Regions from separate parts of the Mus musculus genome. Here regions 2, 3 and 4 are each linked to region 1. The links are chromatin loops, found by intact Hi-C in ENCODE. Cell type or tissue: heart. All regions are shown on one strand.

Evidence for each region. A loop is a pair of places that touch in the nucleus more often than their neighbours do. Peaks named below come from ENCODE experiments on the same cell type or tissue, not always from the same donor. Only the 100,000 strongest peaks of a DNase experiment are listed, where the experiment ranks them.
Region 2: a loop joins it to region 1, with 2.9 times the contacts of the local background. A loop is called at or near these places in 5 of 42 quality-filtered maps.
Region 3: a loop joins it to region 1, with 28 times the contacts of the local background. A loop is called at or near these places in 4 of 42 quality-filtered maps.
Region 4: a loop joins it to region 1, with 3 times the contacts of the local background. A loop is called at or near these places in 5 of 42 quality-filtered maps.

What each region holds. Positions count from the first base shown.
Region 1 is chr8:128,432,713-128,440,712 of GRCm38, reverse strand. Nrp1 (neuropilin 1) reads right to left here. Exons shown (of 17, transcript NM_008737.2): 6 at 6,338-6,504. Among named protein-coding and RNA genes, the nearest start is that of Gm32643, 56 kb to the left of the region's middle. In heart, no CTCF peak of the experiment used is centred here; DNase peaks (open chromatin) are centred at 3,052 and 4,762.
Region 2 is chr8:128,367,916-128,375,915 of GRCm38, reverse strand. All of the region lies in intron 2 of Nrp1 (neuropilin 1), which reads right to left. Among named protein-coding and RNA genes, the nearest start is that of Mir1903, 13 kb to the right of the region's middle. In heart, no CTCF peak of the experiment used is centred here; DNase peaks (open chromatin) are centred at 2,255, 3,895 and 5,175; H3K27ac peaks cover 1,595 bases.
Region 3 is chr8:128,558,539-128,566,538 of GRCm38, reverse strand. No RefSeq gene overlaps it. Among named protein-coding and RNA genes, the nearest start is that of Gm32643, 70 kb to the right of the region's middle. In heart, no CTCF peak of the experiment used is centred here; DNase peaks (open chromatin) are centred at 2,578 and 3,698.
Region 4 is chr8:128,483,976-128,491,975 of GRCm38, reverse strand. It overlaps Nrp1 (neuropilin 1), which reads right to left. Exons shown (of 17, transcript NM_008737.2): 12 at 4,020-4,079. It overlaps Gm32643 (a long non-coding RNA gene), which reads left to right. Exons shown (of 7, transcript XR_003947627.1): 1 at 1-3,603. Among named protein-coding and RNA genes, the nearest start is that of Gm32643, 5.0 kb to the left of the region's middle. In heart, CTCF peaks have their summits at 62 (motif pointing right) and 3,432 (motif pointing right); DNase peaks (open chromatin) are centred at 75, 575, 3,615 and 5,715.

The sequences.
Region 1 (8,000 bases):
AACCAACCTATCCTATACAGTTTGAGTCCTGCCCACACTAAGAAACTTGTTCACATACTGTCCAGTCCTGTGTCAAAATTGTAGCTTCTGCAGTGATGACTCTAGTTACTATATATCACCTTCCAACCGGTGACTAAGCAGAGGCCAGCTGGGACTCAAAGCTCTATTGTTCTTCAAGATATCAGATGGATACACACTCTACATAGCTTATTAAGAGCTGGGTAGTAACATGGGTGTTAACATTCTCATTTGATGCATGGTCTTGCAAATCTCTGGGTCTTTGGGCCTGGGCAAACAAAAGAAATGATGTTAACACCAACTTTTGGTCCTACACTTTGAGTTGAGGTGTCCTAGGAAGGAGAAACAATATCTTCTAGGATGTAACTGTGAATGTAGGTTCAAAAAAAGACACTGTCATTACAGTAATGAGAAGGCAAAACTGCACATACCCTTTCAGCACAGTTCTAAATGAACAACAGTGGGCCTTTCAACATTATTTGCAAACATTATTCATGCTCTCCAGGGAGCGCTGACATGAAATACCCATTAGCAAAATCATTTGTCTGATTTCTAAAACAGAATTAAGTGGTCAACTTAACCAAAATTATTTAAACCATCTTGGTAACTTCTACAGGACAAAATAGTCAGCTAAAATATTGAAACAATTATGTTACATGAATTTCTGCTTACCCACAATAATAAAACCCTGAAACTCTGAATTTAATGTATCTCTATTTATGACCTTCAAATGACCTGCAATCTTAAAGACTAAAGTCTGGAAGACAATTTTAGGAAATGTGGCTCAGGAGACAGGAGCTTCTGCAACAATGAACTCCTGGGTTTTGATGTGAACACAGCCTAAGTATCAGACCTGTGCAAAAAACTGGTCTATTTGGTAAATAGAAGTCTGTAGGTTCAGAGTAAAAGGACTTGCCAAGATTGACCTGGAGGAATATTTTAAAGTAAAATTTATATACCTTCCAGGCAAACATTTAGAGTACTAATATTAGTTGTAACACACACACACACACACACACACACACACACACACACACACGAATGCACACTGAACTGAACACCTGTACTCTCCTAATTTGGCTAAGACTATATTTTACAGGCACCATTCCACATTTGGGAAACCTAGTGAGCTATTTCTGTCAGTTCTCTAGTTACAGATTTATAAAGTATCATTTTATTGTAATTTCAGCAATTTGCTAATGATCTGAATGAGTTAATGCACCCCCTAGAGTGTTTGGTGTATAAACACAGAGTGTTTACAGTCAGAATAACCCTGCTGTATACACATTCTGGATTAGTCAATTTGGCAGATGGAAGAGATCATGAAGAAAGCATTACAGATTGTAAACCCAAAAGATGCTGGCAATTTCTAGAAACTTGAAAATGATTTCAAATGAGGTACCTGTTCCATACTTAGCACTGAGAACAAAGGATCGGTCCAGAAAGCACAAAGGGAAAGAAAACACTGTCTAAAATTTGTTAACATAAATAGCTGTCTACATCTTTATGATAAATCACGTCACTTTCTAACTTTCAATTTGAAGAATACTCTCAAGGTTGCAAAGCAAGGACTTCCAATCCATCTCTTGGAACTGGATAAGCAAGCACCTTTTCCTACCTAAAAGATGATTAAAATGTATATTAATGTTGATTGAAGGATGAAACATTTATTTCGTTTGGTCCTTGAAAGAAGTCCAACTGGTTTTGTCTTCTCTTAAAAGACAATTCAATGCTTGTGTGTATATGGTGTGTGTGCAGAAGTCAGAGATGAAGCATGAGTCTGTCTACCTTGTTTTTTTGAGACAGAATTTCTCACTTTCCTGGAGTTCTCCAAATGGGCTAGACAGGGATAGCAGCAAGCCCCAGGGGTCCTCCTATTTCCTCCTCACCAGTGCTGAGATTGCAGACAACTTCCATTATAGAAGGCTTTTTAACATAGGATCAGGGGGCAACTCAAGGCCTCATGCTTGCACAGCTATCTGCCCAGTCCTTGTCCCATGCTTCAGGTTCCCTCAGATTCCAATGCCAGCAAGTTATAACTGACTACTGTTTTCCTAGAGGTTTGTTCAGGTGTGAATAATCCACACTAGGGCTAACTTACGAAACAAACAGAATGTGGCTATGAAGCCAACTGCTTTCTGCTCCTTTGGAGCCATAAATAGGGTGTTACAAAATTTCTTTTCCTACAAAAGACAATGCTTTCCTATTTAGAGAAGAATGAAGTTTCAGAATAAGCTGGCTTATCAAATAATTCTTTTTCTGAAATCACTGGGGGTTGGGGGTGGCAGTGGTCATAATCGATTATTCCCTGCTGCCATTTTTATTTATCTGGGATCAGCAGAGTTCATTTCCCACCCAGTCTTGTGTCTCTTGCTGTAGCTTTGCTTTTTTTTTTTTTTTTTTTTTTAATCTCCTGGCATTTTAATCAGGGAAAGTCACAGTTGTTTTGAGGAAAATGCTCCCAAGAGCTTTAATTAAAGCTGGAAGGATAAATCTGTTTACAGTGTGGGGAACACCATCATTAATAAAACATTGGAATAATTAACAAATTAAATTCTGCTTTGTGTGTGAATGGCTATAGTTAGTATCTATGAGACCATGTTTCTTGAACAAATGCAACATGATATGTACTTTTGTGGAAGAAAAGAAAAACACAGCTTGTGTTTCTCTGAGATTCTTAGTGCTATGGCTGGAGGTGCTTCAGTGACTAAATGACACATCACTGTTTTGTAAGGAAAGGACTTCATTTCCATAAGTCTAAGGTTAGACTTTAATGATGTATACAAAAATAAGGATTTTATTTGTACCACGGATACAGTGAAAAAGAAAGATTATGGTTAATAAGTACCTTAGAATACAGACCATAGAATGGAGTATTCTGGGGGAACAGTGTTATAGTGTGCTCAACTGTGTTCACTGACAAGAGTTTTTTTTTTGTGAAGTGGCCTTGAGCAGGGTGTGGCCATTGGAGAACCTTCCAGTCGGGACTTCCCTACATGTTCCGTCTTACCAGGCGGCTCCTTCTCTTGTTTTGAAGCTTCCTGCAGACAACAGATCTCACAGGAAGTGCCAGTGTGGACGTTCATATCCATGGCTAACGATGCATTGTTGTTTTTTTTTTTAAATGTTACTTGGTAATTTCCTAGAGAAAACAATGGGAACCGAAGGCTGTTCCTGTCTTTAAGGAAAGCCAGTTTCCAATGTTGCTTTATTAACTTAACACATGCAAGTATTTGTTCTAGTTGTTGCTACAGCAACGTGTTTTGTGGGGGCATATTTCATGCAAAATGGGATAAAGCTGAAAATCAAGACAAATGTCATCTGCATAATCATGTGCATAAAAATAGAAGTGTACGTGTGTACTGCTGTACGTGCTATGCTGCGTGATTAGCAGCGCCTGCCTCGGCCCTTCATCTGCTGAATTACACTGTACTTGTTGGTTAATTTATAAAACATCTATCTGATGAAAACAACCAGCCAAACACTTCCAAGAAGCTTCAGAAAAGCTGGAAGCACATGAAATTATTCATAATTAGGTGAGGGGTGGATGATAACTGCTCCTGCTGTGAACACAGACATAAGTGTGTAAATGAGCTGTGAGGGCCAAGGGAAAAGGAAGACCATTTTACCTCAATGTGAGGGAGAAGCTCAGCTTTCATGATGGTCACCTTTCATAGCCACTGAGGGGCAAAGTCTCTACACATAGCCAACAGGAGCATCTTCACTGAGAGAGGAGAGGAGGACAGAGTCTGGTGCTCATGAGAGTGACCGGGTATGTGAAACAGAATGAATGACAAAGTCACCACACTTGGTGACGTTAAGAAGCAGGTCACTCTGGAAGCTCTGCATGCTTTGCTCCCAAGTTCAGGGTCCCACCTTGACTACTTGCTGATTTTCCTCAGCCTCAGTGTCTCTGCTTTTAGAATGAAGGAGTTTCAGTTCTTTCCAGGATTATGGGATTGGATCAAATCTGTGCTGTGTTGGAATTGGGGATGAAGCTAATTGAAAGGGTGGAAGCCTTGAGTTTCCATCTCCAGCACCACATAAAGCCAGGTGTTTTGATCCATATCTGTAATTCCAGCACTCGGGATGGGGCAGCAAGCGGTTCAGAAATTCAAGGGCATTCTCAAGTATGTAGGGAGTTGAAGGGCATCTTGATCTATGTGAGAGTCTACCTCAAAAAGAATAGTGTCCAAAAGCTGTTAAGTGGCCAGGTCACTTCAGAGGCAAGCAACAATGGGAAGGAGATTATGACAGATGCCACTCTTATTAGTACATTCACTGAATATAGTATGTCCCTTTCCCTATGGAGAGGTAGGCTAAACGTGGCTGTGTGGCAAAGCTATAGCACTGAGACATGAACTGCTTTTACAGGAACTTCAACAGCTTCAGTAATTGTCCTTCCTCTTCTGCCTTTCAGATAACAGCCACCCCTTGTTCAGCCCGGTATGTAAAGGTCTGACCCCCTGCACTCAGGCAGTCCAGTGGTGGAAGAATATAAATAGAAACAATCCTGGGGAGTGTTATTTCCATGTTTCTCCTGGCTCCACTATCCCACAAGAGAAAGGTTTGGAGAGCATTCTTAAGATCCCATCCCATTGATAAGTGCTTTGGGAATGCCCATTTTGTCTCTGTATTTCTGCCAATGAAGAACTGTTTCACGCAGAAGAAGTGCGACTATGGCAGTTTCAGAACCCCTGCAGGACCACAGGGTCTCTGTTATTGAGTAATGTCTATGTTACCCAGAATAGAAGTGCATTACCATGCAGACATGCTTAGCACTGCAAAAATGCAAGCTTCCTTCAGAGCTGTGTCTGTCACTCAAAGGGAGCTGCTTTGGATTTGGAGACATGGAAAGACAAGCTACCGTGAGCAAATTAACTTCACCTCTGGCTTCATCTAGCACAGGCTTCAGCCATCCCGAGTGAGACCTCATCTTTTCCCACCCTCTCCACATGGCTCAGTGTTATCATTCAGAGGTTAGCATGAGTTCACTTTCCTGTAATGGGCTCTTTCACTTAAGTGTATGTTAAACTAATATTGATCTTTGCAAAGTAAAACAGAATACTATATTTGTGCTCAAATGACTGAAACTTCAACAGACATGAAGAGAGGATAAACCATCTCACTTTCTTCTTGCATGGAGACTCTTCTCCCTGGGAGTTAGTCACTTTTATATATCAGGCAATAAATGAAAGACAGGCTCTGCCTACTCTTCCACCAATTGATTGGCATATAAGCAAAATTTTCACATAAGACTCCATGAAACCAAGCACAGGGCCTTGGGTAGTGGTGTGATGGTTACTCATGATTGCCAGTGTGATAGGATTTAGAATCACAAAGGAAACAAAACTTTGGACATGTCTTTGAGGGATTTTATAGATTAGGTTGAGGTGAGAAGACACACCCTAAAAGTGGACCCCATGGTGTGAGGTCCTGAACTGCATAAAAAAGAGAAAGTGAGCTGAGTACCAGCATTTATATTTCTCTGTTTCCTGATACAATGTGACTAATTGCCTCTTGCTCAGCTGCCACATCTTCTCTTCCATGATGTACTTTTGCTCATGAAGCCATGAGCAAAAATAAACCCTTTCTCCCTTAAGCCACTTTTGTAGGATATTTTGTTGCAATGAGAAGACAAATAAACCATGCAGGTGGAGACATCCAGAAGTCAAGGTTGCACAAGGGTGAGTATTCAAAGTGGTACCAGGGATGGCTCCTGGGAAATGGTGAGAGTAGAAGACCTGGAGGATGAGGACCAATGGCTATGTGTGGCTGCAGTAATGAAGGATCTAGGAGCCTAGTAAAAGCAGTAGCTACAGAATCATTAATGAAGATGCACATATGTGGATTCTATACTTGTCCATAAATACAAGTTATCAGGTGCCCTCAATAAGCTATACAGAATCATGTGTATTCTGCATGTTCTACTCCAATCAAACAGACAAACAAACAAACAAAAACCCCTATACTTGTACACAAAGATCTCAAACACACACTATAGACAGAATTTCTGCATTTCATCAGTGGAATAGAAAGGTGTCAACCTAGGACATGAATGTGTAGTTGGTAGGGGAAGTAGGGTATCTATTCAAACTCTGGAAAGAGCAGTAAACAGGACTTGAGAAGAAAAGAATGTTTTCTGGGGGTCACCTGAGTCACCTCTGTATGTGAGTGTAATCATTTTGCATCGGCTGAATTCTGTTCAGGGCTCTTTCCCCTCCTCACATGTGGGTGTTTGACATAGCACCCATTTCTATTTGACAGCCTTTTCAGGTGCCTCATATGTCTCAACTGTGCCCAGCCTTGTGCCACCTACCTGGATCCACTCCTTGTAGGAGTCTTCTCCTGGAGTCCACCCATTTTCAGGGTAGTTCAGGCGGGAGCGCTCTACAGACCAGTTGGTACCATACTGTGAAGATGCAGTGATCTGATCAGAATGGATCTCTCCAGATTCCATGCCCAGAGCCTCCATACACTTAAAATCTGCAGACAAAATACGAAAGGCTAAAGACAAATGTTAAATTTAATGTGGGAAACTATAGATTTCACTCATGGCCTGGGGAGATGGTTAAGGAAGTATTAAGATCTGCATTTGATCCTCTTAGCACCCAAGTAAAAGGCAACTGGATCTGTGATCTCAGCACTGGGAGCTAGATCCCTGGGGCTTGCTAACTAGTCTAGCTAGCACATAAGCTCTAGTCTAGATTCACTGAGAGATTATGTCTCAAAACATAAAGTGGAAAGTGTTTGAGAAAGACACACAGCTTTATGTACACCCCAGGCTCTCTCTCTCTCTCTCTCTCTCTCTCTCTCTCTCTCACACACACACACACACACACACACACACACACACACACACACACACAGGGTGGGGGGAAAGAGAGAGAGCACTTGCAGAGTTCATTACTAAGTCTGACAAAATATGCAACGTGGGATTGCTAGAACATGGTATTTGTAATTATGTTTTCCTGAATGGGGATATTTCAAAACAAGATTATGAATGTCAGCACAGTTATTATTAACTTTCCCATGTGGGCTAAGGTTGACAAAAATGCTATTTGAAGTGGAGGGATGTGGTATGGTTGACAGAGTGCTTATGCAGCATGGTCTCCCCACATAGGTCTCATGCCAGCATTTTGTAGTCTGATGAGGTAGGGCACACCACCTGTAATCGCTGCACACTAGGGGTGGAGGCAGAAGGACCAGGAGTCTATGGGGGTGATCCTAGCTGAGATTCCTAGTAGCAGAGGATATGGAGACTGACATAGCTACTTCCTGTAGCCAGGTAGGACTTCCAGTAGAGGGAGGGGGACATCAACTCACCCACAGAACCTTCAACCCAAAATGTGTCGTGCCTACAAGATACATAGGGATAAAGATGGAGCAGAGGTTGAGGGAATGGCCAACCAATGACTGGCTCAACTTTCGACCCAACCCATGGGAGACAGCCAACCCCTGACTCTATAAATGATACTCTGCTATGCTTTCAAACAGGAACCTAGCAGAGCTGTCTCCTGAGAGGCTTCTATCCAGCAGCAGATGGAAACAGATGCAAAGAACCATGGTCAAACATCAGGCAGAGCTCTGGGAGTCTTGTGGAAGAGTTGGGGATATGATTGAGGAAGCCTGAGGGGTCAGGGATACCACAAGAGGACCTACAGAGTCAACAAACTTGGGACCATGGGGGCTCACAGAGCATGAACCACCAACCAAAGAGTATACAGGTGCTGGACCTAGGCACCCTACACATTTGAAGCAAATGTGCAGCTTAGTCTTCATGTGGGTACCCTAACAATTAGGCAGGGAGGCTATCTTTGACTGCCTGCCTTTGGCTTCCCTTCCACTAGCTGGACTGCCTGGTTGGACCTCAATGGGAGAGGATGCCCTTAGTCATGGTGTGACTTGGTGTCCAAGGGAGGACTAGTACCTAAGGGGGGAGCTTCTATTTCTATGAGGAGAAGGAGAGGAGGCTAATGGGG
Region 2 (8,000 bases), 65 kb after region 1:
ACAGTGACATGAAAGAGAGTAGAAGATGGACTATTTGGGAAGAAGAAGGGGATCAGAGGGAACGGAAGGTGGGCAAGAAAGGGTAACACACACACACACACACACACACACACACACACACACACGAGAGAGAGATCTTAAAAGAAAGGGCGCAATGTGAACCAGGATGAGGTGAATGCCTTCCTCTCCACCTTAGGAAATACTCCACGGCTCACTTAGATTCTGCTCCTGTTATTTCTCTACCCAGGACACAGGGGTTCCATTTGCTGGTTCGTGTGAGAGAGAGTGCATTTAGGCCTTTTTTGCTGGGGCCACAAACAAGGCCACCTTCTCTAGCAGAGATGCTCACATTCAGCACATACAGCTGCCAGATGGAGCAGGGACCCTCAATTATTTGTGTTAAATTTATGCAAAGGTGGGTTGGATGTGAGCCCAGACGTGATCCAACAATACACAAGGATGACTGAAAGGCACGGGCAGGCAAGGGGGCAAAAGAGAACTCTGACGTTTCTAAACAGAGTAAGAATGGGGAAAGTGCTTTGGGGAGTGCTGAGGTAGGAGGAAGGAGTAGAATGTGATTGTGACAGAAAAAGGTTGAGAGAGATTGAAGATGCATGACTCTGAGACATTTCAACTGGCAAGACTTGGGGAACAAGCAGAGATCATAGAATGGCCCAGAGATTCAAATTTGGGGAAACAGGGATGAAGGGACAACAAAAACAGAAAATGGCTTGGGCAGTATAAGTGTGATTCTTTCTTTATGGAAGTGAAGTCTTCTAGGCAGGCATCATCCAGAAAATGGGGCAAATGTAGATTCCAACAAACTAGAAAGATCTGGAGTTAACTAGGCCAGGTGGCTGAGATCAAAGAGGTCCTTCAAAGAGGATCCAGAGCAGCTGGAGAAGCCCCAGCCAAGCTGGTGCTACAACACAGAAAAGTGGACGCTGTGAGATAGATGAGAGGAAGAGATGATGTTATGGATGTTGAACAAAGAAATCAGGCCCATCAAATGAGAAGATGGCTCAGTCAGTACAGCGCTTGCCTCGAAAGCATGAAGACCTGAGTTGGATCGCACCATTCATGTGAGAAGTTGGACATAATTCTAGTGCCCGGGAAGTGGAAGGAGGTGGGTCCCTGGGCTCCCTGGCCAACCAACCCAGCCTAGTCAGTTTGCTCCATGTTCAATAAGGGACCCTGCCTCCAAAGTCAAAATGATGACCCTGGAAGAATGACCTTGGAGGTTGACTTTTAACTACACATACCATGGCACACACATTTGAACAACTCTTTCACAGACACACATAAAATAAATTAGGACCATGTAATGACCAATAGTCTGGAAAGTTATGGAGGGTAGCATTTGAGTCAGGAGAGACCAGAATGAAGCCCTGACTTGCAGCTGGCACACACACAGTTCCAGGCACTGAGAGGAAAGCATAGCTTTGGAGAGACTGAGGCAGGAGTTCTTGGAGCAGGACAGAATACATATTTAAAGGGTGACAGCACCCAAGATAGAATTCTTCTTTTCAATGATGAGAAAATCCTACAGAATCCCTTTGACTCAGGGGTTCCCACAAAAAAAGGAAAGCCAATCCCTTCAGCTGGGCTCCTGGCCACACCTGTGTCATTTCAAAAGAAATGAAATGAAGTCCTTCCCAGGCATTTCAGATATAATTCATGTCCTCAACAGCTGGTCATAATGATGATCTGGGAACAAGGACTGGAAATGGTCACCCCATCTATTATCATTCCAGGGCCTCCCAGAGAACATGTTCTTCCAAGATTCTCCCTTCACCGCTGAGGAATCTGATGAAGCTAGAAATGGAGGAAGGAGATGGCAATGTAAAGGACATAAGTGAGTTTTAACAGAAGGGATGAATATGTGAGTTGCCTGTTTTAAATATTAATTTTCAAAGTAGCCCTTCCCTGTGAATGTATGGTATAAAAATCCATGAGACCACTATTGGTCACAATGGTTGAAATGGCTTGTCTGTCCTACAAAATGGCTCCTGCCTTGGGATTAAAGCACTGGCTGGCTCACACTCTGAATGGGCTGGGCATATTTCCAAGCCCTCAGGAATACACAGGACAAGAAACACACAAGTTTTTATTATCAAGTGTGTGATACTGAGATACCATCTTCCAGGAGGCATGCTAGCAAACTCCACCTATCTGATGTTTAGAGACTGATCAGAGCCCAATCACTTTTTCAAGACCACAGAGAAAAGTTCTTGGGGCTGTCTCACTGCAGGTATGCACGACTTTGGAAATATTTGTGTCTCCTCCCAAGGATACGGATGTTATTGTTTACAGTCTGAACTTATTTTAAGGAACAAAACCTGCGGATGCACTTCCTGCCCGAGTCATACCTAGGCTTTATTTAACATTTGTCTTGTATCCATCAGCATTGTGTTCCTGAGATATCGGAGGAAGGAAGACTGCACACTTCCAGAAGAAAAGAGGCCTCAGTGAGGTTCACTGAACTTGCACGCATGAGAAAAGGCATGAAAGTTAGAAGTCAGAAGGGGACTATCTGGGAAGATAATGTACGGAACAAAGACCCATTATTGTCTATAACCAATATATGATAATCAAATGATTGGAGGACTGGCAAGATTGCTCAGCAGCTAAAGTTGCTTGCTGGAAAACTTGACGACCTGAATTTAATCCTTAGAACCCACACAAGGGTAAGAGAAAACTGACACTCACAGGCTGTCTTCTGGCCTTCACACTCATATCATGACAGGCATGTGTCCACGTGCACATGCACGTAAATACATGCAACACAAAATTTAAAGATGAAGGAAGCTGTGCCTATGACCTTATACAGTAAGTAACCCGGTCCATTGTTTCATCTCCCCATATACACCAGCTGATACTGTCAAAGCGGCATTGCTAACTTGGCTATAATCACACCATTCACATATAATTGGGACCCAGCCCATATGAACTGTCTCCTGTCTCGCAGATGGGAATGAATGGCTGAGGAGCAATTATAACCCTTGGCCTCAATTCTCACCAGAGCCTTTCCTCCCAGGGAACTGCCAACACGGTCCCCTGGCAATCAGGAATCCCCAGCTCTCAGTAATGAACCTGCACATACATCAGACATGAGGCGAGAAAGCAAAGGAGGGAAACAGAAAATATGCCTTGAGACTGAACCAACATACACAGTGTATTGCTCAGCACAGCCTAGAAACATAGACAAAGACCTTGAAATTAGGAGAAAGCCACCCGAGGGAATACTAACACTAACCAAATAGTAGAAAGGGACACCTCAATAAAGGAGTGTCAGACCAGGAGGGCAAAGCAATAGTGAGGCAGAGAGAGTGCCCAGACTGTTCGGTTAGTTGGAATTTGTCATTTTTGTGGTCTACCATGTTTTCCAAAGTATGATCGATCATCTCTAGAAACTAAAAATTTTACTCACTCTAACTATCATTCTATCTTTTTCTATAACCATATTTAGGAAATTAATGTCTACTTTCTCAACTCATCTAAGAACAAACATCGCCATCCCTTATTGAGACGATGTGAGCACACTCCATATAGTGGGGCTCTGTATGGCCATCTTATCTTTGTATCAAGTATGTTCCTTGCTCCATTTAAAATGAGAAACTTTATATTTTTGAACGTTTTAGGTTGATTTTTTTCCCTAAATTCTGGTTTGCATCATGTGTCTGTGGTAGCTAGACCCTTAAAGCACCTGCTCTGTTCACAATATCTGTTTATGAGAGAGTCAGAGGAGATCTTGCAATGTTGCATAAGAATCATAGCTTTGACCATCTCTGCCTGGTCTTCAGAAACTTAAGATCTTGTAGAATGAGACATTAGGAGGGAACTGGAAGCTCTCCCATGACAGGCTCGCCTGTCACCAAAGCCATAGGAAACACCTCTGTCCTGATTTGGCTGCTTGTTCAAAGTATCTATTCCAGATAACGACAAAATACTTTTCGGGGTCTGTTTTTTCTCAGAAAACTCCTCTGTCATAGAAAGCAAATGCCTTGGCAACCATTCTCCCCTAACCTCTTCCAGGGCCACAGTGGAAAATAAAAGTATAAAACATGGTGAATGGGGAACTATGAGGAACTTTTATGACATCTGCCTGAGATTAAGTAATTGTATAGTGTTTACAAGGAAATGTGGCCATTTTACTTGGGGTCTGGGACTAAATATGCAGCTGGTACCTGGAACATCCATTTAACTACCAACAGTATAAACTCATGCCATGCCTGGCCTGGCTACCAGATTTGGGCAAACCTTAGAGTAACATGTGCTTTGTGTTCAGAAACCACCAACCAAAGGCACCAGAATTTAGACACCCCTACCATGACTTTCATTCCTAGCTGACAGCAACTTTGGGCAGAGTAGGAAATCACCAATCAGCCCTCTGCAGGATTCACAAATGCTTTAATTATTCGAAAAGCTCCATCTTTGAATTACTGGGTTTATATTTAAGCATTTGCAGGAGATGGTTCAGGGAAGAAAATGGCTGGCAACAGTTCAGAAGTCTTTCGCACAAAGGGCATGGCCCAAATGTACCTCCTGCTAAAACAGCAACAGTCAGGTTCTTGGTATAACAGGTGAGTACTTGGGCATTTAATTTGCACTTCTCTGACTTCATATCGCTGGTGTTTAAAACACGTGAGACAAAGAAGTGAGATCACATGCCCAAGCATACATACTCAGGGCGAAGCTGACAAGTCAGAAGCTGCCAAGTTGCTCTTTACAAGCAGTCTATGGTGATGTAAAGGAGAGAGCTAGGGAGTTGGCTCAGAGGGGAAAGTGCATACAATACAAGCTTGATGACCCGAATTTGGATCCTCAACCTCCACGTGAAAAAGTCTGATATGGCTGAATGGAATGGGCAGAAACAAGTGGATCCCACATGCACATGAATACACATATGAATTTAAAGGAGAGGAGGATAAAAGCCACTCTGAGCTAATGAAATTCAGTAAATACATACTGAGTTTGGATGGAAAGAAGCATGTTATAAGGCCAATATTTCTTTAGTGGACATGAATGTTTTTAAGCAGTTGAGTTGACAGGAGCCAAGAGATGATTGGTGATTTGTTTGCCTCCGTTTGTTTGAAGAATGTAGTCACTGTGAGCAGACACACTGCTTCCTGGTCTCTCTGTGAATTGTCTGCATCATTTCAGCCAGATGACAGCATTAACTGACCTAGATCCTAGACACAGGCCATCTGAACACAGACTAGCTGGATGCCCATTCCTGTGAGGAGCTAGAACAGCTAAGTCACTGCCTGTCACGTTCAGGACTCCTGACAAACACCCAATTAAAAGGCATTTGGAACCTGATCCGAACACTAACCCTCCCCACCGCCCCCACCAATTATCAGTGTTGATGAACAGGCATGTGCAATTAGTAAAGTTTATCATTTACTCTCCTTGGGCACATGTCCTATGTGTGCTGTTGCTGAGGCATGTCAACATATGTGTATCTACCAAAAGTTACGATGGGAAGGACAGAACTGAAAACACACATGAAGCTGAAGGCACATGTCTGCCCTGGTCCTTTCTCAGGCTCCTGTATTCCCAAAATAATTCTAGTTGGGAGCACCACAGACTTGTTGATTCAGTGTGACACAATTTCAAGTAGACTACTCCTTTAGCTTCTGATGGAATTTGGATTTGGATGTGTGTGTACACATGTGCACATATATACAAAGGCCAGAGCTTTAACTTCGAGTCTTTCCAATTGTTCTCTACATTCATTCATTCATTCATTCATTCATTCAACTGATTGTGTGTGTGTTTTGGGTGGCTATACAGGTGTGTGCCCATGAATCCAAACAGAAGCCAGAAGAGGTTATCTGATATCTTTATCTGTCTCTCTCTACCTTTTCCTCTGAGACATGCCTCCATTTTTTTTTTTTTTTTTTTTTTTTTTTTTTTTTTTTGGCTAAATTGACTGGACAGTGGGCTCCAAGAATCTGCCTCGCCACTGCAAGGATTACAAGGGTATGCATCCATGGTTGGTGTTTTTACCTAGAATCTAGCAACTGGATTTGGGCCATCAAGCTTGTGAGGGAGCACTTCATCCACTGAGCCATCTTTCTACCCCTGGCTGTTTCTTTTAGATCACACAAATATCTAGCCAAACCTACCTTGACACATTCAAAACATCACTATCAAGTGTGAGAACTTATACTAAAGGAAATGAAGAAAACCCTTTTATTAAACACCCTGTTTAAATTAAATCAGTGCTAATAGGGGAAAGACTCAAAAGAAAGTAGAAGGTTACTTGCCTGAGTGGTACTAGAGGTGCTGCAGGTACTGGCCAACATTGCCCAAGATGCCTCACTCTTACTTTCTCAAGAGCCGTTCACTTTAACAGAACTTGACAGTGCCCCCTTCATATTGCCCATAAAGCACTGAACAGTCACACAAGATAAAAACCAGAAGTTATAAGATGATCCATTAAAACAAGGGAAGAGGAACTGGGGAGACCACTCAGCTGGTATAGTGCTTACTGTGCAAACAGAAGAACAGAGTTTAATACCCACCAGTCATGTGAAAAACTGAGCCCACAAACCCAGTGCGGGGAAGATGAGATAGGAGGGTCCCTGGAATTCACTGGACAGCTACTCTTGTCAAACTGGTGAGTTACAGGTTCAACTTGAAAGAGAGCCTACCTCTAAACCATAAGGTGGAGAGTTGCTGAGGAAGTCACCCAACAATCATGGTTTGTTTTGTTTTGTTTTCAGCATGGACATACCTCTCCCAGCCTCAAGACAAACACGGGAAGAATTTTCTGAATTCCCTTTGCATAGAAAGTAGATCCAGATGGGAGACTTTGTGTTTGTTATAAGGTACCTGTTAACATATTAAGTAAAGATAAGATATTTCTACATTAGCCACTGGGAAAAATAAGCTGAGTTTTCAGCAGGACAGGACTCCTTATCAGAAGGGAAAGAGTGTGTCTTTGTGTAAGTGTGAATGTCAATGTCTCTGCAAGGCCATGTCTGCGTGTGTGCATGATGCCTGTGTGTATGTGTGCCCATGTCTGAGTGCTGCATGTCTATGTGTGTATGCACGTCTGTGTCTGTGTCAATAATTGTGTGCATGCCCGTATCTATTCCAGTGCAAGTCTCTGTGTGGGCATGACTATGTGTGTGTGCCCATGTCTGTGTGTATGTATCTGTGTAAAATAAAAGCTATTGTTTTAGTCTGAGTGATGCTAAAAAGTTAAAGACTAGATGGAAGGGCTTGTCTTGGATATACTCTCCCTTTCACAAACACACACACACATACCAACATAAATACAACATATACATACAAACTCATATCCAGAAACAATTCCTCAGGAAATATAGCTTTTAATATAACAGTAAAAAGTCAAACTTGATGCAAAAATTCATGCTGGGCAACAGGAATGAAATTAGGAAATATTAATCAGGGAAACAAAAATGGGACAGCCAATAAATGACTTTGTAAAATTATGTCATTTAAATATGTAAAATTACATAACTAAAAAATTATGAAATTTAATTTGCAGGGATAATCAGATTTTAAAAACAAGGGGCAAATTAAGTTTTAATAAATGAGCTTGTATTCTTCAAAAGTAAATTGGATCAGTAGTGTCTCCTAGCTTATAAACAGGAAAATTTAAAAATAGCAATAAGGAAACACAATGTGACTTAGTTTATCAATCCTTCCTCCCCCAGATTTGACTATGATCTCTAGTTAATCATTGTGATTTCTATGGAGTTATAGGAATGAAAGGTTTCTTTAGCTGCATAGAATTCAGAAACATGCCCATCATTGGTGATGGTGAGAAGATGCAGTAGAAGTTGAGAGAGAGAAAAGAATCCTCATGATTTAAGAAACCAAAGTGGAACAGGGCCTCATCCATAAAGACTCCATTGCGCCTCTTTCTCCAGCTCCACCTTTGTAGGTTTTTTTCCTTCTGCAGCCTTACATTCATTTTCTTAATGTTTTTAACCCAATGTCTGTGAAATTTTTATTGCTCCCCA
Region 3 (8,000 bases), 130 kb before region 1:
TTATAATTTCCTTTAAAGCAAAAGGAGTTAGTCTGGGGTTGTAGCTCAGCAGAAAAGTTCCTGCATGGTATGTGCAAAGGCCTGGGTTCAATTTTTAGCACAGTAGCCAAAACCAAAGCAGAGGGGTTCTAGAACCTTACCTTCCCCCTTTGCGCATAGGGCAGACCTAAGTGTGACCCTGGGATCGTTATACTCAGAGGTGCCAGGACATCAGAGAATAGATTTCTAAGGCAACTAGGGCAAGGCTAGCATCATCTGCAAACTGAAAATTCCACAATGCAATGAATAACCACTTGCCTTCAATACTTATGGGGATTCTGGGGCACAGCCATTAATGCACATGGACATATCAGAATGCCATCAGATATCAATTTGCACCTGAAATAGTCCTCAGCTTCAGACAGGAAAGTTGAGTTGCTCACAGGATGGCTTTCAGATCTAAGCAGGTTGACCAGCAGGAAGAGATAGAGGCTGTCTGGGAGTATTTGGGAGTATTTGTTTCAGTATTTGGGAATCCAGGTGGGATAGTAAACTGATGCTTAACACAGTCCTCGGGATCTTTCAAAGACTATCCGTACCAGGCTGCTCAGAGTGAGACTCCGGAAGCAGTAGCTCTGGGTAAGATGAAGTCCATATGATAGCAGCATCCCTGTTCTGGTGGCAGACTCCCCATAGTAGTTTTCAGCCCCTGTAGGATTCATTCATGCCCCACTAAGGACACCCATTGCACTTCTGGAAACAGTTATGTTGAATAAAAGAAAAAAATCCTTCCTGAGAAATGTAGAATTTGCCTAAATTTTGGACCCTGTGCAAATGAAATGGCTCTGCAACTCAGAGGAAATGAAACCTTACATTCACTCCACAGATAAGAAGCAGCCACAGCCAAAAGGTTAAAACTTATTGTTAACTTGGCAGGATTAAGAATTGTCATGAGATAAACTTTGGGACATGCCTGTGAGGAAGTTCTAGCTTAAGTAAATTTAGTGGGAATATATACCCCATGGGCTGGGGTCCTAGACTGAAGGAAAAAGAGCTAAGGCTAGTATTCCTCTGTCTCTGCTTCCTGACTGTGGGTGTAGTGTGATGTAACTAGACTTCTTGGCTATTTTATTGTTTTTTTTTCCTTAACACCATTATCCCTTCCAACACCCCAATATTAGGTAGTTGATAAAGAGGGTTAGAGGGGAAGGAGGTTATAGATATCATTAGACTACTTCCTGCTGATTGGGGCAAATTTGATCTTCTTCATCAGGATATCCAATTTCTTCTTCGTGTCACTTTGCTCACAACCACTTGACAAACTGCAGCAGCAGGGGCTCTGGCATTTATATACCCTCTGAAGAGTCCTCAGAATTGCAAACACAAACTATCTTCAGATTGCAAAATCATACCCCTGCCAGAGCATGAAACAAATTATCTTAGCTGCACTGGACAATCTGAAGCATCCCCATAGCCCACATCTGGGATTCAAACAAAAAACATTCACATAACTTTTCTATGTTTTTAATGAAACCACAATCCTCAGTACAGTGTGACCAGCTGTTTCAGGATCCTGCTGCCATGCTTTAGCTCCATTATGGACTGTGCCCTTTTGAACTGTGAGACAAACTAAACTCCTCCCTCAAATTGTTTTTATCAGATATGTTGTCACAGCAATGTAAAAAAACTAAAAACAATGTACATTTTATTTGGCTCCTCCCAAACGCTCACAGGCTGTCTCCTATGAATAGCTGGAGCTCAGCCTGAATTTGTTCCTGGTTTGGCTAGTCAGTAGTAGTGAGACCTCCAAGTTCTCTGTTTTCCTGATTTGGGCTGAAGGTACTTGTTTCATAGCATGTTAGGAGGACTAAGTTCCAGCTATATTCATATCAGGATTCTTCCTGAAACAGTTAGTGAAGAGTGAGCAGGTCAGTCAATAGAGAATATCTTCACACAGGTACACATGTGTGTGCATATGTATGTGGAAGCCATAGGTCAATCTTGAGTGTCACTTCTTAAGAGTCATTGAGCTCAACAATTAAACAAGGATGCTGGCCAGTGAGTTCCATTGAAATCTAGCCCCAGCCCCATTGGGATTACAGGAACACCACCTTGTCTTTTTGTTACTATTGTTTCTTTTTAACGTGGATGCTGTGGATGGAAATCAGGTCCCTATGCTTGTGAAGCAAACACTCTATCAACTGAGCCAGCTCCCTAGACCATTGGGAAGTACTGTAAGCAGGAGGCTGAAGTTCTAGACTAACCCATTGGTATAAGATAAATTAGAATTGGAAACAAAGCACTCAGGAAGTGTGGATGTGGAATGCAGATGTAGATGCTTCTGTATGGATCAGGCGGGGTGTGTACACCGTGTGTGTGTGTGTGTGTGTGTGTGTGTGTGTGTGTGTGTGTGTGTGTGTGTGTGACATGACTTGTAATTCCCAAATTCCCAGAACAGCTCTGAGGAAGGAACAACTATGAATATAACTCACCCTAGGTGACCCTGACTCAAGAAATCCACAACCTTCTAGTTGGACAGGGTCAGAAGGTCATTTCTTTCAACGGGGGAGTCTCTGTTGTGGGAAAGTGCTAGGGCAGCATCTGGGCCTTGACACCCTTAATTCTTCTGGAAGGGAAGAAAGAACAATTGAATGACTTTAATGAGTCTCACAGCAACTTCTGCATCTGGGAATGCACAGAATGCCCAGGAGAGAGGGAGCTACAGGAAGACAGATGGAAAGTGACGGCTGATGGCTTTAATGGGCACGATCTGTCCTTTAAGTTTTGGGAATCTTTTTGCCAGTTGTTTCCCAGGGGTTTTCATTTAAGTTTGAGATTCAGATGTCCCCTTACCCACAGGGTAAAGGACACCATTAACACCAGATGTATATTCTGTATCACATGCCCTGCAAACATGTTCTCAGCTAGCTTTCACAGTGACCTTATAAATAAGGAAAAGACGTGAATGCTCATTTCATAGATGAAGAATCTGATGCTCAGAAAGTGCAAATGGCTACTCTTTATGGGAAGATAAATCAACAGAGGAATTCATTTGCTTTTTTTTTTTTTTTTTTTTTTTTGGTCCTCCTCCCAAGATGACCTTGTCAAGTACAGAAGTCCTATGCTCTCTCCTACAGCATGCATGAAGTCACCTGTTTTGTGAAACTGTTTTCATGGTATTCCACTCTGTACATTTCTAGGCCAGAGACTTATGAGAAACCTGTGGGTTTTCTTTGAAGCACCCTGACTGAATGCTAGGAGCAGTCTTACTTGAGCTCAGAATTTGACAGAATCCCCAAAGTTGCTGACAGAGAACACTGAGATCCACCCCTGCCTTAGCTTTTTTTTTTAATTTCTCTTCAAGAACTGTGTAGACCTGGCTGTGTAAACTCTGGGCTGGCTATTGCACAATGGCTTTGTCCAAACCTTCCAACTGCCTTGCAGAGACTTCTTTTTAAAAAAGAAAAAAAGAAAAAAGAAAAGAAAACCACCAGATACAGTTGGCACTTTTTATGAAAAAACAAACAAAAAGTAGCAATTTCTTCAGGATACATATACTCTCAGAAAAGATAAGAAAAACATTATTGTTCTGACAGGGAAGGAAATGTCTAAGGGAGTGGGTGGAGAGCCACTTACCGCTCCCTTTCCTCTAACCACAGGGGTGTGAAGACCTTCAATGAACCAGGTCTGTGAAAGCCATCCAGCATTCACCCCGTGACTTTCATTCCAGCAGATGGGAATCTACTTAATAATCTCCAAACCTGCCAAGAGTAGAGGTCGCCTCAGCCTCCAGAGCATCTCATTCCAGTGTTTAATAGTCTCTCTGTCAGGAATGGCTCCTGGTGCCCAGTGCAGGGCCCCAGAGGGGCTGCAGTTGTGCTTGCTTCCCCTTGACATGTCCTCAGGAGGGTTAACTCCATTTCCTCAGCTCCTTGAATGTCAAAGACCCCTCCTTTTTTCAAATCAAAACAGACATGTTCTTTCTTGAGCTCATCATTTCGAGACTGAGCCTATGGTGGTCTTGGCTACCAGCTGCAGTGTTATCCTCCCTGCTCTCCCCTGTGCGGGCAGGGCTCAGATAGCCTGGGCTGCCTGGGCTGCAGCTTTTAGACTCCCAGCTCAGACCCAGAAGTAGCTCAGTCAACTCAGCCATGGGACACTTTTGAACTTGTTCCACAAAATAATCCTAGGAAATATTTCTTAGTTTCATGCATTTCTGGGAAATTCAATAAAAGCAGAGTCTGGAACATCTATTTTCTACTCCATGTTATGGTTTGATTTCTAAAGGTAAAAGATGGTAATGTGGGCTGGGAGTTAGCTCAGTGGCAGAATGCCTGAAGACTTACCATGAGCAATGGAGCTTTGTTCCTATCATCACCTATATACAAGCTGGATGTGGTGATGCCTGTGTAAGTAATCCCAGCACTGGGGAGATGGTAGCAGGAGGATCAATGAAGTTTATTGGTCACACATAATTGGTGCTACCAATTAGCCTAATTGGTAAGTCTTATAGATCTCAGTGAGAATCCCTGTCTCAAAAAAACAATGTAGATGGCTCCTGAGAAAAGATGGCTCTTGAGGAATGGCACCTGAAGTTGACCTCCTTGTGCACCCTACTCCCACTGCTCCTGCACACACAAAACAGTTGTGTCACAATTTGCATAAAATTAAAAATTACTACTGGCACCATGCCTTATGGAGGTAATGTTAACAAAACAGCTGTAATTAGTTACCATGAAATATTAACGTTTCATAAACAGCAGGTCCCATACCTGGAGTGATGAATAATTGGATAGGAGGAAAGAAAGTGGATAGCCTATTTCAGTAGAACATCCCTTGCTCCTTCTCTTCTCTTCTCTTCTCTTCTCTTCTCTTCTCTTCTCTTCTCTTCTCTTCTCTTCTCTTCTCTTCTCTCTTCTCTTCTATTTTCTCTTCTTCTCTTCTCTTCTCTTCTCTTCTCTTCTCTTCTCTTTTCTCTTCTCTTCTCTTTTCTCTTCTCTTCTATTTTCTCTTCTCTTCTCTTCTCTTCTCTTCTCTTCTCTTCTCTTCTCTTCTCTTCTCTTCTCTTCTCTTCTCTTCCTCCCTCCCTCCCTCCCTCCCTCCCTCCCTCCCTCCCTCCCTCCCTCCCTTAATCTCCCCATCTCTCTCTGTGGTGTGTGTGTATGTGTGTGCATGTGTTGTGAATGTGAATGCATACTTGTATATGGAGTTCAGAAGTTGGCACTGGGTATCTTCCTCAGCCGTTCTCTACCCTCATTTTTGAGGCAAGGTCTCAATTGGACCTGGAGTTCATCAATTTGGCTAGCCAGAATGGCTTGTCATTGAGGTCCAGGAGTCCCCCTATCATCCTGCCCTCTCTGGCTACCAGGGTTGGGGTTACAAATGTGTAGGACTGTGATTGCTTTTGCTTGGGTTCTGGGGATAAAACACAGGTCTTTATGCTTTGATTGCAGGTACTTTATCAACTTAGCCATTCTTTCCAGCCCTTTTTTATTGTCTTTTCTAATTCATGATTATCATCTCACCTCAGTAATTGTCTGACATGTGCTTAGCTATTCTGGCCATGGCTGGGTCCTTTACACCGTTTCCTGAACACATTGGGTGTTCTGAGCTCTGCTGGCTGTTCAGGTTCTGCATGACAGAAATTGTCAGCGTTTACTCCTCCCCCGAGAAATATAAATTACTATGGTGCTGTGTAGAGCCTACACTGAGCATCTTGTCAGTGATGACTGTGGGACTGGATACCCCTACTTTAGGAAGAAATCAGTGAGAGCATTGTAGATTTTTCAAGCATATTAAATAAAGGAAATTCCAGCTTGCCATGTGAAATCCTTCTGCAGAGAGAAGGAAGGGGCCCCACACTGCTGACTTACCCTGATAAGCAGCTTGAAAATTCAGAAGGAAAAGAAATGAAGAAGGATCATGACATAAAGACCCAGTGTGGTCAGCAGCTCTCAGATGGCAGTTTCCCCGTTCCTTAGACACTTGACTCCAAGGCACAACAGGCTGTTAGGGGCACCTGTTGTTTTAAAAAGTAAATATTAGCTTTCAGAACAGCGCATCCTGGAATAGAAAACTCAGTTTTTATTCTAATTAGTTTCTATACATGAGGTTGGAGGTTGCATGCAGTGTGAGGCTTATCATTGCAATGCACAAATGCATGAAAATGAAAGAGATTGAAGAGCTCGGGCTGTGGCTGTTGCTTACCTGGATGAGTGCTCCCCTGGCATTCTTAAAGCCCCACAGCCAGCATAACTCAGCAACACAGTCCAGGCTTCTGATCCCTGTCTGGGAATCCATGGTTTCATTTTGTTTGCAGTCTAGGGATGGAATCTAGGACCTTATTTGCAAACACTGGGTGAAGGCTCTACCACTCAGCTGTATCTTGAAGCTTTAATCTTTAATCTTATATTAAAAACATTCAGAGGCAGGAAGATAGATTGGTTGGTAAAATACCTGAGTTTGACCCCTGAAATGATATTTAAAAACAAAACAACAGCAACAAACTAAGTGTGGTGGAGTCAGAAAAATCCCGGTAGTCACTGCTAGTGAGCTTAGCCTGCTTGGAGATTCCAGGTCTCAGTGAGAGAACCTGTCTCAAAGAACAAGGTAGAAGACTCCTGAAAAAGACAACTGAGGCTGACCATCACACATGCATACACCCTTGCATGTACCTCTTATAGATTGTATGTTGAAGTACTGTGTATGTTTTTTCTGAAAAATCCATTTTTATGGACTATTTAAAGGAAGGTTTCATTGACCCATATAAGAATTGTAATATACTTCTAATTTAACCATCTCCCCCCACATGCCAACAAAGATATTCCATTCTCATGCTGTGGGCTGCAGACTGTAGCCAGTAGTTTCATGTGTAAAGCAGTTATGGCTCTGCTTAGGAATGAAGCATATTCTATCAGCAAGCCTGGGTGGTCACAGATGGTAGGCAGCAGAGCCCTGGCTTACTAAGACCATTGTGTTGCCCCCTTTCAAAAATTCATTCTTTTCTAATGATTATGGAGGAAAAATATGAGTCAGGTACTGTGTGGCAATATGCTCACCAGAAGCTCTGTAATACTGCCTTGCCCAATCTTCATAGCCACAGACCCAGCCATCTGTGTCAATGAGTTCTCTCTCTGTCTCTAATAACTAATAGAATGACCAACACAATTCTTCTTATGTCCAAGACTATCTAGCCAAAGTACCAGTTTGGAAGTCTTAGGCTGTGTAATAACTTGTTGTGCTACATCGCAGTCTGGTGGCTGGCTTTCATAGACCTTAGGTATCTGTCTGCCAGGGGATTGCTTAATGTGCTGTATGGTGCATTGTGTTCTGTCCTTGTGTTCTAACAAAATGCCACATCCTCCCCACCCAGATCATCTATAAGTGCACACACTATAGATGTATATCTATAAGATGGTTGCATGGGGGTCAGTCTCCCCTTTGTCAGGACTCTTTTCAGAAGTGACAATCAAATCCCTCAACTTTTATCTAAGATGCTGTTATTCCATATTAATCTTTCTTCCCCCTTCCCTCTCTCCCTTCTTTCTCCCTCCTTCCTTCACTCCCTGCCGTCTCCTCCTCTTCCTTTTTCTCTCTTTCTCTCCCTTCCTCTTCTCTCTCTTTCTCCCCCCTTCCCCTCCCATTTTCCTTGTGCCACTCATCTTCCATTCTAGGGTCTTACTTCCCAGTAACCTTTTGTGACCATGTATGAAGTGGACACTTCCTAGACACAAGGCCTGGAGAAGTAAGGCCTTCCCTTTTTCACTCACAGCAGACAGCTTTTTAAAGGTTCTTCCTAGAAACATTATGGGGAACATGGCTTATTAATGCTCAGTGGAGGCTTGGAACAGACACTTTTCATAACTTATGAAGTTGAGTTTGTTGAAATGATTCAGACACTTAGTTCAGCATGGGGAGCCAAGAGAGTTTAAAGGTATACATGGGAAAGGACTTTTTCCTGTGGTCATCATTGTGTGTTTTAGTTACAAAGAAAATATTCTTTATAGCTTTGTTGAACGAGT
Region 4 (8,000 bases), 51 kb before region 1:
ACAAAGATGAGATCTTTGTCCAGTCCCCAGGCAGATCAAGCCTGAAATTAGTAGTCCACGAGATGGCAGTATTGAGTTGGATAGAGCCACATCATGGGTGTCTGTCCAACTGAAGTGGAGTCTTGAAAAGACTTGCATACAATAAAGGAAAGCATGCTATTATGGGCTGCCTTAGGGTCAGACAGAGACCACGTCTTTTTTTTTTTTTTTTTTTTTTAGCATTTCTTTAACTTGCCCAAGTGTTTGATATGAAGTTCTTCAAGTCCTTTCAGTTGCTCTTCAAGGGCTTTCCAGTGCCCCTCCCCCCACTGAACAATGGTGTGAGGGGTTTTAATAGAAAGATTTATTAAATTGATAAGAATGATTTACTATGCATGTTTTGGTTTCCAAGGATTTTTTTTTCAAGTGCTACTGTCAGATTTTGGAAGGAACTCGCTCTATGAATAATCACAAGGAAGTAGGATATAAGTCCTTATAATCAGGAGGTAATGTGACCTCTCAAAGGGTGGGAAGAGTTGGTTCCAAAAGAGAAGTTGGTCACATGATGTGAGCATTTGTACAGAGTCAGCTAGTGCAAAAGGACAGCTTGAGTGTCAAAGGAGAGGGAGTTTTCATGTGTAAGATATTGAAGCATGAAGTGGAACTTCATGAGGCTCAAAAATCTCTCCTGAAGTTACTGCCCTTGGGCAGCAAAACTGACTTTCACAGATGGCATAGTCAACATCCTTGTCCCGGAATGTACTGTTGTGTAACCTCATGGTAGGAAATGTTGATGTGAAAGTGTGAGGTTTTTGACTTTTATTTTTTTCTCTTCAGTCTGCTTTGTACGATATGCAAAAGGGCAGAAAAGCTTCATAAGTGGTTCCATCTACTTTGCTTACACATAAAATTTGCTCTCTGGCCCAGAAAACCACACTGTGCATTATGTTGGCTAACATTCTGATGACATTGTAAAGCATATGAACTTAGCATTTTAGAAATGGCCAAAAAATTAAAAAAAAAACAAATCAATGCATTTCAGTGGGGCTGGGATCTGGATTGTAGAATTCAGTGCTGACAATTCACCTTGGATATGAAGGTGACCAATCATCCAAAGTATCAACAGACATTTGTAGAGGGAAAAACAAACAAATAAAACCAAAAACAAACAAAAAACAAAAAGCCAAAAAGCTGCATAAGGATCAGGAAAGAAGAAGAAAAAGACAGAGAAAGAAGAGAAGAAAGTTGAGTAGAGGAAAGATATGAAGATGCAGGGACCCTGATGGCTAAGCTTTTAAATTATTACTCAGGCCCTGGAGTTGTGCACAGTTCTCATTAAATTCAATAGTAATAATTGGACTAAATCCCTTCTTAAAAATAGCAGGAAACAATATTCTGAACTTAAAACAAATTTATGGCCTCTGTGAGCAAATGCCAGCTGTGCTGCTGAAAGGATCTTGCCTGCAGTTGGGTCATTAAGCACAGGATGTGAGCAAGGATTTAATTTTCAAGTCGAGGTTCCTATCTAGTATGATCACTGCTTGGTTATCAGCTGGTCCTAAAGTCCAAGCAAGAGGGATATGGAAGCCCACACAATCATAAGTCACCAACATACTGTGAGCTGCTGTGAGGATGTGGAAAGACCCTCAGAGGGTCAAAGTCCTTTGTAAAGAGAACTGCATTAAACAGAGGGGTCTGTCCAAGCATGAATACCCTTTTATGCCTCTAATGACAGCAACCTAGGCAGTATATGGATATTGTATTCCTGCTGAGTTTCTTGTATTGATCAGAATCCTCAAGATAAATTTCTCTCCTCTATGTGTGTGTGTGTGTATGCACATGTTCATGTATGTGTGTATATCTATGTGTAAGTCAGAGGTCAATTTCAAATGTTATTCTTCAGGCACCATCCATCTTGTGTTTTGTGATTGGCTCTCACTGGGGCCTGGAACTTGCCATGTAGGCCAAGCCTGCTAGTCAGTGAGCCATGGCGATCTGCCTGTCTCTATCTCTGAGCATGCTCCATATACTCTGCTTTTGTGTGGATTCTGATGATGGAACTCAGGAATTCATGCTTGCACAGCAGGGGTAAGTGCTTGCATACACTTACTGAGATACCCACTCAGTTCTTAAAACAGAATCTTAAGATTTTGCTTAGTTTGTAACTGCTCAGGTAAACAGAATTTTGATGAAGACATAGGGTCTGTCTGAGGCCATCTGTGAAGTGTGAGAGGCCTGTAATGCATCAAGTTTTAGGTGTGGTCAGCCTCACCTTGAGCTAGACCTCTGTCTGGAAGCACATTCCATCTCTGTGAGGCCCATGCAGTGACCTAACCAGAAGGTTGCAGTGAACAGATAGCTTTTAAAGGTCAACAGTTCATGACCCTCCAGTGAGGAGCTGAAGACCAGATTTATAACTCAGACAATGGAATAAACAGGAAACCATATAGACATTGTCTATCTCTATGATCAGCCAGGCTGTTAGAACCAGTCTTTGTCTAGATGGTGGTAGTAACAAATCTTATGGATTCATGCGCTGTACACCTGCCCTCTGACTTTGGTGAATGCTAAGATTGGGCTGACAGCCCCTTGTTTATAAGACCTTCACAAGCATGACCAAGAGGTCCTGTTGAAAGCAAATGTGTTATCAAAACCTCTCCTGGTGTGGTCACCATGACTCTCACTTTCATGCTTTTTGAAGATAGCCATGCTCGTTTAATAGAGGAGATGAGAGACTAACGAAGCAGTAGAGAGACTACTTCAGGGTGCTTCTAATCACTTCTGGCAAGAAAAGAAACTAGATGAGCAACTAAAATGTACATGGCGTCATCACAACTTCATATACTCCCTTCATCCTCTTCTGATAGAGGGCCAAAGACAGTATATTGAGAGTCATAGTCCTACAGCTTCACCCCCACAGAGAAGCCCCATTTGCAGACCAGGGCCGTCCTCCTGGTAACAGACAGGGAAGAGTAAAATATCTGCAGACAGACACTGTGACTAAAGTCAAATTACAACAGGTATGAGCAGGAACACAGCATTTGGGGGATTTCCTTTGCCTAACGTCTGAGGGGTTTGGGATGCGGGAGCAAGCGTTTTGTCAGCTGAACTCCTGAAAACTGGGGGAAAGTTCCAAAGAAGTTTGTCTTACAGTTTAATTAGGTCAATGGTAACAGTGGCCTTTAAGGAAGCATGCTAATTAGGGAAGTCCTTTCTAGTCCTCTGTGAGGCAGTCAGTGTGGAGGAAACACCGATACACACCACACGGTCCATTAATAAATGACTGCAGAGGCCAAGGCTGAGTGAACTTCAATAAAGGAAATGGAAGAATCTGGGAAGCTGACCCTCTCACCTTCCTCTAATGATTAACTCTAAAGTATTTAAAAAAAAAAAAAAAACCTCTGGTTGCTTATACAACTGCTTCCCTTCATGTGAGTCTGTGGGGAAGAATGTCACAGAATACTAACAGAAAACAAAAGAGGGCAGCCTTTGATAACCCGCACGCACGGTTGGGCGGACAGAGTCCTTGGGTTTTCCTCTGAGCTAAAGGATAAGGGGGATGCTCCCAGGGTGTTTCTCAGCCCGGGCACAGTGTAAACCTTGGTTTCCTGAGCCAGTCTTGTGGTAAGTGCTGTTGTAAAACTGCCAACTCTGTGGCAGGCACAACAGACAAACTTTGCGCTTCTTGATTTTGCAGAATGGTGATGAAAATAAATAGTTAGGCTGTGGCTTGTGAGATTTCTTTCCTTCTTCTAGTTTGCAAACACAGGCCACATCAGAGCTGTGCTGTAATTAAACAAAGTATGTCTCTCAATTCCCTGGGGGGAGGGGGGTAGCTGGGACATGTCATTCAGCAATGACTGATGAGGAAGGGAACCCTGTTCATTGGGGCTTACTGGGTACCAAAAGCATGTGGCTTTTACAGCTTTGCTGTTCTCCTAGGCCTTTAGAGCAACTGAAGCCAGGAAGCTCAGTGATGCTATTTTGGTAAGTGGGATTGGAAGGGGTACATGGAATATAGACACATTAGATTTTGATACCTGATTGGATGGTGCTGTCTATAATGGTTGGCTTCTCTGTGGCCAGGACAGTGGTGCCTCCTGAAAAATAAGAGCAGCGGCATACCAAAATAAGAAAACAGAGGCAGTGTGCAACAATGTTTCAAGCTCACATCTCTAGACATTTCTCACAGAAAACTCTTACTTTAGTTCCTTCCAGGACCAATCACATTTGACTGAATCTTAGTCTATCTAATTCAAACAACATTACCATAAGATTGTTTTAATTTTATGCATGCTATGTTTTGTGTATGTTTACATGTGTGTGAAGATTTGCATTAAGTGTGCAGGAGCATGTGCATGTGGATGTTAGAAGATAATCTGCGGTGTCATGTCAGAAATATCACTTGGCTCCTTTGAAACAGGGTTACACAAGTAGGCTAGATTGGCTGGCTAGTGAGTCCCAGGGACCCATTATCTACCTACAAGCTTGTACTATACTCAGCTTTGTGTGTGTGTGTGTGTGTGTGTGTGTGTGTGTGTGTGTGTGTGTGTATTCTAGGGGCTGACTTCAGGTCCTTAGGCTTGACAGGAAGCCCCTTATCAACTGATCCATAGTCCCAACTCTAACAGCTTTACTTAAAAAAAAAAAAAACCTTACACATTTGCTTTACAATTTTTTAAATGAACAAATAAAGATTTTCTCTATGTTGTACAATATCACACATACACACTAATGTGCTAATTAGCAAATGCATTACCTGCACCTCTCTTCTTTACTGGTTATGGTAGTGAAAACTCTCATAGTGATTTTCAAGTATGCCTTATATCCTAGCATGTTTTATCATAAAGCATCCAGAAGGCATGAGGAGTTGGGGACTTTATGCTAGGGCTAAATGCAGCATTCTGTTTCAACAGTGAAATGCCAGGGCTCTACCCTTCTCACTGACTTAAGTATTAAACTTGACCTATACCTTGAAGCATCCAATAGTTTCTAGAGTTTGAAAAGTGTGCCTTCAGGGAAGTCATGAGGTCAGTCCCCATGAGGTATTTTTAAAACTGAAGGTTTAAAATGGATGGCCATGGTTCTTCCTGCTTCATTCTTTCCTATGGCATAGCTGTTTATTTTTTTCCAAGAACAAATATTCTGCTCAGAATGTTTTGGAGAAGTGGTGGAAGGTATCTGAAGGCAAAGGGGATAAACACTTTGTCCCAATCCCAAGGGACTTGAGGATTGAACGGTAATTATGTGAATTCTTTCAGCTTTGATTCAGCCTGGGACTTCCTTGGGAATCTCTGTCAGGGGATGGGTTGTAGTCTTTTACAGACTTTAACTTTCTTCTGCGTGGTTGTTCTGCCTTCCCCACTCACCATCAGTCTAGGCTGTTCTAAGTAGTGTTCTCTCACTCTGTGTGTGTGTGGTTCTTGCATATGAGGATACATTCATATCTATACACGTGTGTCAGTGTGTCCATGAATGTGTGTGATACAATATACAGAAGCAACAGGTTAATCTCAGATGTCAATATTATCTTGAGTCATTTCCTTAGAGATGGGGTCTGTATCTAAGACCTGGAGTTTGCTGGTTAGGCTAGGCTGGCTAGCCATCAAGCCCGAGGGACCCTCCTATCTCTGCACCCCCAGTGTTGGGATTATAAACACATGGCACTATAACTCATTCTTGGGAAGCAAGGGCTCTACTAAGTCCTGCCAGGTCCCTAAACAGTGTTCTCAAACTTGCCACAAGAATAACCTTGATTAGTCATTTTAATTTCCTACTTATCCCCTCGGGGACCTCAGTGGGAACAGAATCTCTGGGAGAAAAGGCCTTGAAATAAATTATTTTCCAGAGCTTCTCAGATGAGTCTTTGACTCACTGGGTGTGGGAAACAATGCTGTGCTGCTTTTTATTTAGGGGCTTAAGGGAACCATTCTTCTCTAGTGTATCTGCACAGATTCTGGTGCAGGTAATGGGTCTTCTGTGTTACTGTGCATAGATAGATAGATAGATAGATAGATAGATAGATAGATAGATAGATAGATAGATAGATAGATAGATAGATATGGTGTGGAAACCAGGGGTCAGCATCTTTTGCAGTGTCTTTTTCAATTGATCTCCACATTACCTTAAATTATGTATATTTTAAATGAACTGGTGTCTCTCTCTCTCTCTCCTCCCATCTCTCTCTCTCTCTCTCTCTCTCTCTCTCTCTCTCTCTTTCTGTGTGTGTGTGTGTGTGTGTGTGTGTGTGTGTGTGTGTAAGCCAGAGGGCATTGGATCCCATAGAACTGGAGTTATGGGCAGCTGACATGGATGCTGGGACCCAAACTCAAATTTTATACAAACTCTTAACCATTGAGTCCTTTCCAGACCTCTCTATTTTATTTCTGAGATAGAGCCTCTTAATAATCCTAGAGTTTACTGATTTGGCTAAACTAACTGGCCAACTGCTACAGGAGATCCTGTCTCTGCCTCTCTTGAATTGGGATTATAGGTGCACACTGGTACATCTGACTTTTTACATGTATCCAAGCTCAGCTTCTCATGATTGTGTAGTAAGTGCATTGTCTGTTAAGCCATCTTCCTCACCCCAATGAATTGATCTTCATTCCAGAGTATAAACCCTGTCCTACTTAGGGTAGAGGCATGGAGAGACTGCAGGGTGTTCTGCCTCACTTCATGCAGATCTGTGATGATCTCTGCACAGGCCTGTCCTTTCTTACAGCTCCACAGACCAGAATTCACATTAAATGTGTTGTGATGCATTACAGAGCTGCAATATTTTGCTCTTGGAACAGCTTGAGGTTTCTGAGCTGACTCTTTGAACTACCATGTCCCACTCCCAGAGTGCAAATACTAAAGGAGGGTCATATGCACATGGCCTCAGTAAAGTAGGCAGGCACTGGAAAGGAGGGATTATGCACACTGAGAGTTCAGGAGTTTCTGATGGCAGGATTGGATGGAGGCCAGAAAACATTAGCATACAGTCCCCAGTAGTCTGAGAGGAGAGAGATTCAAGGTGAACAGTCACTTTCATATCTGATACGCATGATCAGTTTTTGCTACAGGCTGTAAGCTGAATTCCACTGTTGGGTCCTTGTGGCTCAAGGTGAAATTTCACCTCCCACTCACTGCCTTTCAAAAGGGTTTGCAGTTGAGCAACTTCAGGGGTTAAGCAACTTAACTTTGGCCAGAAAACATAGAGATACAAGGTCTCCAGTTCCTAGCAAGGGGCATAGTTCAGTTGAATGTCAGAATTATTTGTGAGTAATAGCATTGTCTGGAGTATTTGTTCCCCACTATATCCAGACATGTCATCCCAGGAGAATTTGAACAGACTCTGAATGTCCTGATTGGATAAGTACTTGCTCAAGAGAGAATCAATTTTTTTCCCCACATGCCCTACTCTTGGGGTTCAAGTGAGAAAACTCCTACTGGCTTTTATTACATTGGATACCCAAAGTCTGGCCAAAGTTGGTAGGTCTGGCCATAAGGTCTGTCACATTTAGCCAAAAGGGTAATGTGAGTCTATGCTGACTAGACCAGTGGTTCTTACCCCTGTTAATGCTGCAACATTTTAATATAGTTCCTCATGTTATGGTGACCCCAACCATAAAATTATTTCCATTGCTACTTCATAACTGTTATGAGTCAGAATGTAAATACTTTTGGAGTAGAGTTTTGTCAAAGGGGTGGGGACTCACAGGGTGGGAACCATTGCTCTAGGGGTTTAGAAGTGCTTAGGATAGGTGAGCTCAGGATGTGTGTGTGTGTGTGTGTGTGTGTGTGTGTGTGTTTTACATATAGAGAGTTAATTAAGTCAGGTGTAAGTTCAGGAGGCATGGGTTTTGTTTGTCGAAAGTTGTCTGCGGCAGGTAGGCTCACAGAGTGAGTGTTTAACAGATGAAAGGTTGGGTTAACTGAATTCTTCAAAAATGATTTTATGTGATCACAGTTTCCTAGAAAACTCTCCCTCTCCCTCTCCCTCTCCCTCTCCCTCTCCCTCTCCCTCTCCCTCTCCC